2 separate regions of the Mus musculus genome follow, and region 1 is linked to region 2. Evidence: chromatin loops called from intact Hi-C (ENCODE). Cell type or tissue: left cerebral cortex. All regions are shown on one strand. Region 1 overlaps Pcgf6 (polycomb group ring finger 6). Region 2 overlaps Cnnm2 (cyclin M2).

What was found. Peaks named below come from ENCODE experiments on the same cell type or tissue, not always from the same donor. Only the 100,000 strongest peaks of a DNase experiment are listed, where the experiment ranks them.
Region 1: a loop joins it to region 2, with 5 times the contacts of the local background. A loop is called at or near these places in 12 of 42 quality-filtered maps.

What each region holds. Positions count from the first base shown.
Region 1 is chr19:47,038,146-47,043,145 of GRCm38, reverse strand. It overlaps Pcgf6 (polycomb group ring finger 6), which reads left to right. Exons shown (of 10, transcript NM_027654.3): 7 at 353-380; 8 at 3,004-3,102. Among named protein-coding and RNA genes, the nearest start is that of Pcgf6, 10 kb to the left of the region's middle. In left cerebral cortex, no CTCF peak of the experiment used is centred here; DNase peaks (open chromatin) are centred at 1,881 and 2,211.
Region 2 is chr19:46,873,973-46,878,972 of GRCm38, reverse strand. It overlaps Cnnm2 (cyclin M2), which reads right to left. Exons shown (of 8, transcript NM_033569.3): 7 at 1,581-1,765; 8 at 393-1,140. The coding sequence ends at 931. Among named protein-coding and RNA genes, the nearest start is that of Nt5c2, 86 kb to the left of the region's middle. In left cerebral cortex, CTCF peaks have their summits at 443 and 2,965 (motif pointing left); DNase peaks (open chromatin) are centred at 416 and 2,947; H3K27ac peaks cover 758 bases.

The DNA.
Region 1 (5,000 bases), 160 kb before region 2:
GACCACGCACGCAAGCAGCAGCGTGACCGCCATTGTAAATAAATAGATGTAAAGTTTATAGCCCTCCAAGGAGGCACACGGCTCTAATCACAGAGCTTGGGATGCAAAGCTGAGTTCAAATCTGACTTCGAGGCCAGCCTGGTCTACAGAGTGGATTCCAGGATGTAGAGAAAACTTGTCTCCAAAACACACATACACACACAAACCAACCAACCAACTAACCAACCAAACAATTTTTTTTCTGAGTAAAATGAATTGCTGCATATGAAATGTTCATGTTATTTTTCTTTTGTTTTATGATTAAGCATGTAATTTAAAATATTGTTTTGATTAACTTTTCCTTTCTTTTTAGTGCTAATGAAGACACCGGACATTTTAAGGTATTTCATTTTTTGTTTACTTTATAAGAGGATTCTGTAGGTATAAATTCTGAATCAGATTAGCAACCAAGTAGAAATTATCTTCAATTAAAATATAAATGTTTGACAAGTTACTGAAATTCAACAGTAATACTATAGTAGTTTCTCAGAGTAAGAAACATTGACTAGGGACTTGTTACTGATTCAAAGAAGTGAAGTAAGGAAAATAAGTAATTTACAAAGCCACATGCCCCATTGATTGGTAATTTTTTTTTTATATTTTAGTTTTTGGAGACAGGTTCCTTCTGGCCTTGAACTTATTAGCCATGGATTACTTGGAATTCTTCATCCTCCTGCCTCTACCTTCTAAGTGCTATAGCTACAAGCATGTCCCACTAGGCCTGATTTTAATGTGGTAATTTAAAAAAATTCTAAGAGTCAGATGTGGTATAACTACTCTAGAGGCTGAAAAAGAGGATCAAAAATTCAAGGCCAGCCTGGGCTATTGTAGTGAGACCAGTCTCAAAAAAAAAAAAAAAAATTCAAAGTGCTTTTGTGTAGTTGGTGCTTAGAGTTTAACATGAATTTAAACTTGTATATTTAACATTTTTGGCTGAAGTTAACCTGCCTTAACTTGTCACTTCAAGCATTCACTGAGATTTGAGGTAAGAACTACTTTGTATTATACTTTGTCAGTTGTTGAGATAAATAGCAAGCTAGAGACACCTACGAAAGTAAAATCTCTGTGATACAGACTCTGATTACTTTTATTAAGGAAAGGTCAGGGTTGTTTCGTTTGTGGCATCTATTTGAAGAGTTTTTTGTTTGTTTTTTGGTGTTTTTTTTTTGTTGTTGTTGTTGGGTTTTTTTTGTTTTTTGTTTTGTTTTGTTTTGAGATGGGGTTTCTCTGTGTAGCCCTGGCTGTCCTGGAACTCACTCTGTAGACCAGGCTGGCCTTGAACTCAGAAATCTGCCTCTTTCTGCCTCCCAAGTGCTGGGATTAAAGGTGTTGGCCACCACCACTGGCTTTTTCGAGAGTTTTAAGGGAAAACCCATGGCTGTAGAAGTCCCAACACACAAGGCTCAGCTGCCCACCCTAGTGTGACATTTAGAGAGATGAATGGTTGATGCAATACTTAACTTGCCTAGCGTGCGTGAAGCCCTAGGTTCATAAATGGAGTGTGTTGCATATTCTATGAGTCCAGCACTTGTGAGATACACGTCAAGTTCAAAGTCATCGTGGATTACAGGAGACTCTGAAAAAGATATATTGATGGAAAACATTAGAAAGAGGTTTAATCAGTATTGCCACAGCAGGAAGAGGAGCAGATAAAGAGGTTCCATGACTCAAGTTTGTCTTTAGGTCACTGGCATAGTTTTTTGTAGTGGTGAAGGTTAATTGTGTTTTTCAAACAGGTTCTGATTCTGTAACCTAGGCTAACCTGGAATTCATGTATCCTCATCTGGCCTTGGATCCATGGCAGTCTGCCTGCCTCAGTCTCTGTCTCTGAGTGCCAATGTTCTATGTGTGAGTCACCGTGCCTGGCAACTTTAGATTTAAATAGAAGAGCTGCTGGGGCAGGAGGCAGCAGGAATGTACAATGATCAAATTTTGACCAAACTGTGACCTGATGGGTCATTATCTTAGTTCTGGCTCTTGAAGGTGGTTCAGAGCAGTTTTAATGTCTGCGGAGACAGACAGTTCAGTTCCTGAGATGATTGATACTCTCTGGCTGGAGATGTCCTCACAGTGGGGTGATCTTCTGAGGCTCTGCTGTGTCTAGAAATCTAAGGCGACTGCCCTTTTACTGGAGACCTTCCAATGCCTCTGAGGATCCTAGAACAGTTATTATAAGATGGCAGCAGGAGCAGGGGAGGTGCTCAGCAGGCAGAACCCAGAGCATTCTTGCCAGCACCACACTCTGTAACTCAAGCCACCTGTGACTAGATTTATTCTCATTTTAAAATTTAAAAAGAAAAACTTCTCTCCCTCTCCCTCCTTCTCCCTCCTCTCCTCCTCTCTTTTCCTTTTTACTCTTTGGAGATAGGCTTGTGGCTTAGGCTGTCCTTAGCTCATAGCAGTTTTCCTCTCTCAGCCCCTGGAATACTGGGATCACAGGTGTGAGCTACCATGCCTTGCTTAAAAAGCAAGTGTCCAGACTGTCTCAGCTCTTAGACTTAAGTAAAAACCCCCTGCCTCAGTCTCTCTAGCCGAAACTGCAGACATGTCTTACCTTGCTGTGGAGTTAGTACTCAAGAGATCCTCCTGTGTTGCCTTCCCAAGTAGTTGGAACGACAAGCAGGCACTGCAGTGGCTTGGACAGGATGCCAACCGTCAGCTTAGGCTGATCGTGAATTTACAGTCTTCCTGCCTCCCCCTGTCAAGGGTTAGGATGTCAGGCATGTCCCATTGTATCGGGTGTTTTGTTTTACATGAGCTTTAAAGTTAACTAACACGCCTTTCTATTACAAAGTTTGTTGGTATGTATCTAAAAGATTTCCAGAATTTCTACTTTTTTTAGACTACAAATTGACTCAAAATCATAAAATCATCTTTGCTTTAAAATCTGCTCTATAAAATAGCTTGTACGTTTTATGTATGTATACATTTACATAATCTGAAAAGTCTTCTCTGTTTCTGCAGCCATTGGAAAAGAAGTTTGTGCGTGTTTCAGGAGAAGCAACTATCGGGCATGTAGAAAAATTTCTTAGAAGAAAAATGGGTCTTGATCCAGCTTGTCAGGTACAGTACATGTGTGTAAAAGGAAGGTGAGGTTGCAGGATGACCTTTGACAGATGGAGAAAGAGTGCTCTCTGGAGTGTGGGAGCGGCTTTTTTATGATGTAGATGACTGAGACTGTTAATTCAGTGTTGACACATTGTGAGTCCCACCTCCAACTCTGATCACATCTGGGTTACCCATTATATTAGCCAGTTCTTCAGAGGAACAAAGCTGATGTCATGAATATATATATATATATATGTGTATATATACATACATACATATACAACATATGAATTAAATATGCATATAATATATACAAGAGAGGTTTATTAGAAGGCTTTACAGGCTGTGGTCCAATTGGTCTCAACTCTGTCTGTCTCCTAATAAGAAGGCCGAGAATCTGGTGTATGTTCAGCCCTCAGGGCTAAGACAGCTGGGCTTCAGTCTGTGTACTGAGACCAGTGCAGTGATGCCTCGGCAGCAGGACAGGTGTACTTGCCAGTGAGATAGGCTGCCAGCCACCGGAAGCTGTGACCCATTTTTAGGGTGGATTTTCTGACCTCAGTGATCCAATTAAGAAAATTCTTCACATGTATGCCCAACTGCCTGGTTTTCGTTGATTCCAGATATAGTGTAGTTAACAGCTAAGATTAGCCATCAATCATAGCCTCCATTTCTTATTGCACTGATAACCATGTCTTGATTTTAGGGAAAAGTAGAGATGTGAGAAATGCTAACAGGTTTCTAGGCCTACATTCCAGTTCTTTTGCAGTTGGTAGTAGAACTAGAGATTGTTTGTAAATTAGAAAACGTCAGACCTTGCATGTTATTGAAAATCAAAATAAATCTTGGTGGTGGCACACGCCTTTATTCCCAGCAGTTAGGAGGCAGAAGCAGGTGGATCTCTGAGTTAGAGGCCAGCCTGGTCTACAGAGGGAGTTCCAGGACAGCCAGGGCTACACAGAGAAACCCTGTCTCGAAAAGCCAAAAAATAAAAATAAAATGTACTCAAAATTCTAGTTATGGGTCAACCGAAAATGTATCTTGCCAGGCGGTGGTGGCACACACCTTTAATCCCAGCACTTGGGAGAGAGAAGCAGGCTGATTTCTGAGTTCGAGGCTATCTTGGACTACAGAATGAGTTCAGGACAACCAGGGCTACATAGAGAGACCCTGTCTGAAAAAAAACAAAAGAAAAAAAAAAGAAAATGTATCTTTATATAGCTTTTCTTTCTTTCTTTTTTTTTTTTGAATCATTTATTTTATATATATAAATACACCATTGCTCTCTTCAGACACACCAGAAGAGGGCATCAGATCCGATTACAGATGGTTGTGAGCCACCATGTGGTTGCTGAGAATTGAACTCAAGACCTCTGGAAGAGCAGTCAGTGCTCAAAAACGCTGAGCCATCTCTCCAGCTCATAGCTCTCATAGCTTTGCTTTTTCATTCATCAGATTTAGCTATTATGCAAAGTTTGAGGTAAATAGTCCTTACTGCTAGTACATACTTTGTAATATTTATAACATCATTTTTCTCAAAATACTGGAATAATGGTAAAGATTACCAAATATGTAGACTTATGTACCTGTGTCTTTGTTTAAGCGTTCCAGATCCTAGAGATGGTCAAGAGTAAACAATTCAGTTGTTTCCTTTTGCAGAATCGGGCTTCATATTTGCTAGGCAATGCTATTGAGCTCATCTGCAGCCTTCTTTCTTGTTTTAAGTTTAATTTTTAAAAACTTTTATGTGTGTCTGGGTGTTTTGCCTTCATATAGCGGTAGTGCACTGCCTGCACACAGTACCCAGGGAGGTTAGAAGAGGACACTTACAGATAGTTATAAGCTACCATGTGAACCTGGGCCCTCTGGAAGAACAGTTACTGCCCTTAACTGCTGAGCTGTCTCTCCACTGT
Region 2 (5,000 bases):
CATCCTGTAGCCGCCACCACCACATGTTCATTAAGAAGCCCCATGGAAGGTTTCCACTTGGCACCTGTAGCAGCAGCTTGGGTTAGCAAGAGTGAGGGGTTGGGGTGGGGGCTAGCTGATGTCCCAGACCACCAGAGGTTACAGGAATGGGGGATGAAGTCATTGCCTCCTGCCAATGATAAACCATGGGTTTAAAATTCATTAACATTCATTTTGGTGATAAAAATTCCTTAGGGTGGGAACAAGATCACATCCCCAAGCAAACGTTAAATTAATCCTTCCTGAGGGAAAGGGATGGGGTTAGACATCATATTTTCAAAAGGACACTACGTGCAGAGAGGGCACCTGCAGCTTCCGCCGACACCCACAGTGACGACAGACTTGGCACGTTCTGCAGTGACATGATTTTTCTTCATTCATCCATCAAGTTCGACAGCGACACCCACCGGGCACAGAGGAAAGGTATCCCTCCTGGGGACGGCCAGGGAAGGCCGTTAAAGGGGCAAGTCCATCCTGTCGGGGTCACACGGTGGGGCTACAGCAGAGTTAGCTTGGAAAGACCAACTTCAAACTCTGCAAAAGACACTTAGAAACAAAAACATGATCTCTTGGAAAAAAACATAATGAAACAATTTTTAAATTTCATGCAAATTGAGGGATGAAAGAAACGATAAAAGGTTCTGAAAAAATAAACATGATTCTATTTGGGTGGAAGAAGTTTGTCTCCGAATTCTTGAAAGCCATGCCCCAGCTGTGGATGTCACGTGTCCAGTTTCCATCCCTCCCCCAGCCGTCCTCCGCGGCTTCCAGGGAAAGGGGCAAAGTCTTTGGTCTCAAGGCTGTAGGACGCAGCATGGCAGACAAGCTCAACTAGCGGAAGTCATGGTCAGACCAAGTCCAGGAGGGCCGGACAAGGGGGCCCGAGGGGCCCTAGATGGCGCCTTCACTGTGCAGGCTGTGGTTGGCCTTGTTGTGTGACACACAGTTCTGTTCATTGAGCAAGTTGGCCGTCTCATCTGGCAAGCCGTCATGCAGCTCCGTAAGAGTCAATTCAATTTTAGTATTTTCACTGTCTGAAGACTGAGGCGTTTTGTCCATCCGAGACGCCATCAAGGCATTTTGGTATTGCTGTCTGGAGATCTGGGGCCAGAAGAGGACACAGAAAACAAACCAAGAGAACTTATTTTTAGGTTCTCTTGTCTCCTAATACCGTATCACACACTGAATACCCCAGGAGGCCCAACTCTTTTGCTCTAGGAGGAATCATCCTTGAGTAGAAACTGAGCCACTCTGAAAGGTTCACACCGACTGCCAAGATCCAGCCAGCTCTCACCACTAGAACCATTTCTACATCTGGCCTCTTACATTCAGAGACAAGAAAAATGGTTATCAGCTTCAGCGAAAGCTGCTTGGGTCTCTGAAAGATGGCTAATTCAGGCTCATGGGATGGAATAGAGGTCACTGTGTTTCTCAACCTGCGCTGAGCCCAGGAAGGGAGGTGGGACGTTTTGACAGCCAAGGGGAAGCTGTCAGAAGTGGCTGTACCTGCCAGATCTAGCCGTGCAGCCCTCCCCACTCACCTTGACGAACTGTAGGTCAGAGAGGGCTCGTACTGAGTAGTCAGGGATGTAGACTTGAAGGAAGGAAGAGCTGAGCTGGTTGTTGCTGCTCCCCAAGGTTGGCGTCATGGCGTCAATCCGGTCGCTCCGACTGAGAGAATCTGAGTGATTCAGGCCACAGGGGCGAGGAGGTGACTTATTTTCCCCTAGAAAAGGGAGAGAAAGCGGCCTTTAAAGCACTGTAGGTATAGCCGCTGGAGAACGCTCGCTCCAAATGAAAAGCAATCCCACCAGCGCCCACACATCTCTCCCACAGATACGCACAGCTCAGCTGCGACAAGACCAGGGTATAAAGGCCAAAGCTCAGTAGCTGAGAACCCGCCTTTGAGGGGAGCATCACTAGGTACACAGATAGGGCTGAGGAGAAGGCCCGGGTCACGGACGCTACTACCCGATACTAACAAGGACCATAAAAGGCTCTCCATTATCTGTCCAGGAGCCAAACGAGATTATCAAAGACCCTCTGTCTCCTTTGCCTCTTAGCCATCAGCCAGCTCAGGTATACCATCATGCTAGGAGACAGGAAACCCTTGAGAGGCCTGCTCGGTGTCTTGGTGATATGGGTTTCTGCAGTGATCTCCTTGGAGCAAGCCTCCTGAACCTGGATCCCTCTGGAAAAGCAACGCAGTGCCTTCTCCATACCACCAAGCCATCTCTCCAGCTCCCGTTCCTTGTAGCTTTAACGATGAATTATGTTAAAGGTAAAATACCACTGGGTGTGGTGGCACACCCCTGTGATCCCAGCACTCAAGGGGCAGAGGTGTGTGGATTTCTGAGTTCAAGGTTAGCCTGGTCTATAGAGGGAGTTCCAGGACAGCCAGGGCCACACAGAGAAACCCTGTCCCAAAAAACTAATCAGCCAACCAAATAATAGATCCCATGTCCTCCCTGAGGAGGCCTTTTCATCCCGCTGTTTCAGCCATCTGAGCACAGTAGATGGGCTCTGAATTGCAGAATGCCACAAGGGTAGAGGGGACCCATGCTCCCATCTTCCGAAGCCCTTAAAAGATGCCCAGAAAAGAGCCAGCCTGTGGCAGGTCCTGCCCTCCAACTATCAAAGTCTGTCACTGTGGCCACAGCCTACCTCTTACTTCAAGTGACTGGTTTACACAGTGCCACTGAGCAACTTGAAACCAGCTGAAGACCCCGAAGTACTGCGGTCCCCTGAAGCTTTCCTCTCTTCATAGTGGTACTAAAGTCCTCTGCCCACCCTCACCACCGTGTCCACTGGGGAACTCCTCTCAGGACTCCCAGGCCACATCTCCCTCTTCCACCTGTTCTGCCACACAGCTCACAGTGCTGGCTTCCCACAAGTCAACGTCCGACTCAACAGTGCCCCCTACTGTCCCTGCCACCTCCTGAGAGAACAGCACTCTTAGAGCGGAACTTTGAACGGTGACCCAACTCTGCCCAGCTTCAGAGTCCTTTCTGTAAACTGCACAGTGGTACCCAGCTCACGGAAGATAGAGCGCTGAGCACAGCGCCACACCCAGTGAGTGCCGGATGGACGTGCCCTGTTGACATGTCCCGCTCTCTCCTGCTAGCCTCTCCCAGACCACGCTCCTGGATCAGGTCTTTAAGTTGTATGTTTCTGCATGTATTTTTGTTTAATATATTTAATGTTTTTCTGATAGGATTTTATGCTTTTTGTAGGTCTACAAACAAAACTTCCAATGTAAAGAGCAAGAGAACCTTAGTAAAATACAGTGTAAAAGTCAAACCAACAGATCATTATTTTAAACATTTTATGAAAGTAAAATTAAAAATTGAGGGGTGTGTTTAGTTGTATGAAGATATTTTGAAAAAGCTAGTAGAAAGAGTAGACAATATAAAGCTCTCTCTTCTATGAAATATGTATGTATGCTTTTTGTTGTTGTTGAAATAAGGTCTCTCTGTGTAGCCCTGACTGGCCTGGAACTCACTATGTAGACCAGGCTGACCTGGCACTCATAGAGACGCACCCATCTATTTCTCTCTCTGTCTGCATAGGTTTCTAAAATAGTGTTTACTTCTATGGTTTCAAGGTATCAAAGGCAAGGCACCTGGGTGGCAGGACCACTGCTCCTTGGCAGGTGGGGGTCAGAGCCTGGATTCTTCTAGACTCCCAGTTAGTGAACACTGCTTTCTGATTGGTTTGTTGGGCCCGCGTACACACGTGCGCACGCACACACATGTGCACATGCATGTGATGAACGTCTTATTGTGCCCGTTGTCACAGCCACCCATTGCCCACACTCCTCCTACAGAGCCACGGGCCTGACATGACTGCCTGGGAGCACACCTCCTGGCTTTAATACTGCTCAGCATCTCAAGGACAAGATTAAAATCTTAACACCAAGTAAAGAAAGAGCGGGCTTACAGCACGTGGTCAGCAACACTTGCTAAGCCTTCTTGACAGGAAACAGCAAGCCTTGGGAAATCACTGTTCCCTACAGACTCACACTCAACTTTTGCTCACAAAAAAATGTAGTCATAAAAGTTTAATTATTTTTAACATTAATATAAAATTATTGTAAAAAGATGGGAGACTAGGACCTTTGTGACAGTGCAGGACAATCTGCCACGGGCCAGAGAGACTTCACCAGTTTTCTGTGGTTGTTTGCTACTCTTCAATGAGAGCTGTGTGTTTTCTCAAGAAACTATTGAAAGTTTCTCTCCAGACAGTACTCTGATGTAAACAGGGATCTGGCCTCTTCTCACTAGTCTAAGACCTGAGCAGAATGGTGAAGGACACACAGTGTTCCATCCCAGGTGTGACCAAAAGCAGCAGGCAGGAGCGTCCCCACTCAGAAAGGGCATGCTTGCCTCCAGGATGGACTTCCTCTTGGTCCCAGCCTCCTGCTGAAAACACTGGACCCTGCTGTGGCCTGACAGGGACAGCCCTGGGTCTGACTTAACTCGCAGTTGCTTTCATTTTAAGGATCTCATGAAGCCTTCTCTACCGTGTTATTCATTCCTAATGCAATTTACAAAACAGCAGCGGGGCCGTCTGAGTTCTGTTGCTACTTGTGTACTTTGGATGTCTCACCGAGTGGGGCAATCAGTTTACATCCTTTACCCAAAATCCATGAGATAAAGGACTAAACTTCTACCTGCAAATTGGTCCAAATACACCACAAACCAAACTGTTCAGCGGCCCTGAAGACTCACCTGCAGTGAGCCCAGAGAGCCCAGACCCACAGAGCAGAAGCTGGAGCAAGCTCCACCCACGGCTGGGCTCATGCTTTGCTATCAAATTTGTATGTCAAGGTTTTATGACAGTAAGAAAGATGAGACGCCAATTTTAGCTGGGCTTGGTGGCACCCAACCAGAATCCAGGCACTTGGGAGGCAGAGACTGGAAGATGCTGAGTTCAAGGTCATCTTTAGATATATAGTCAGT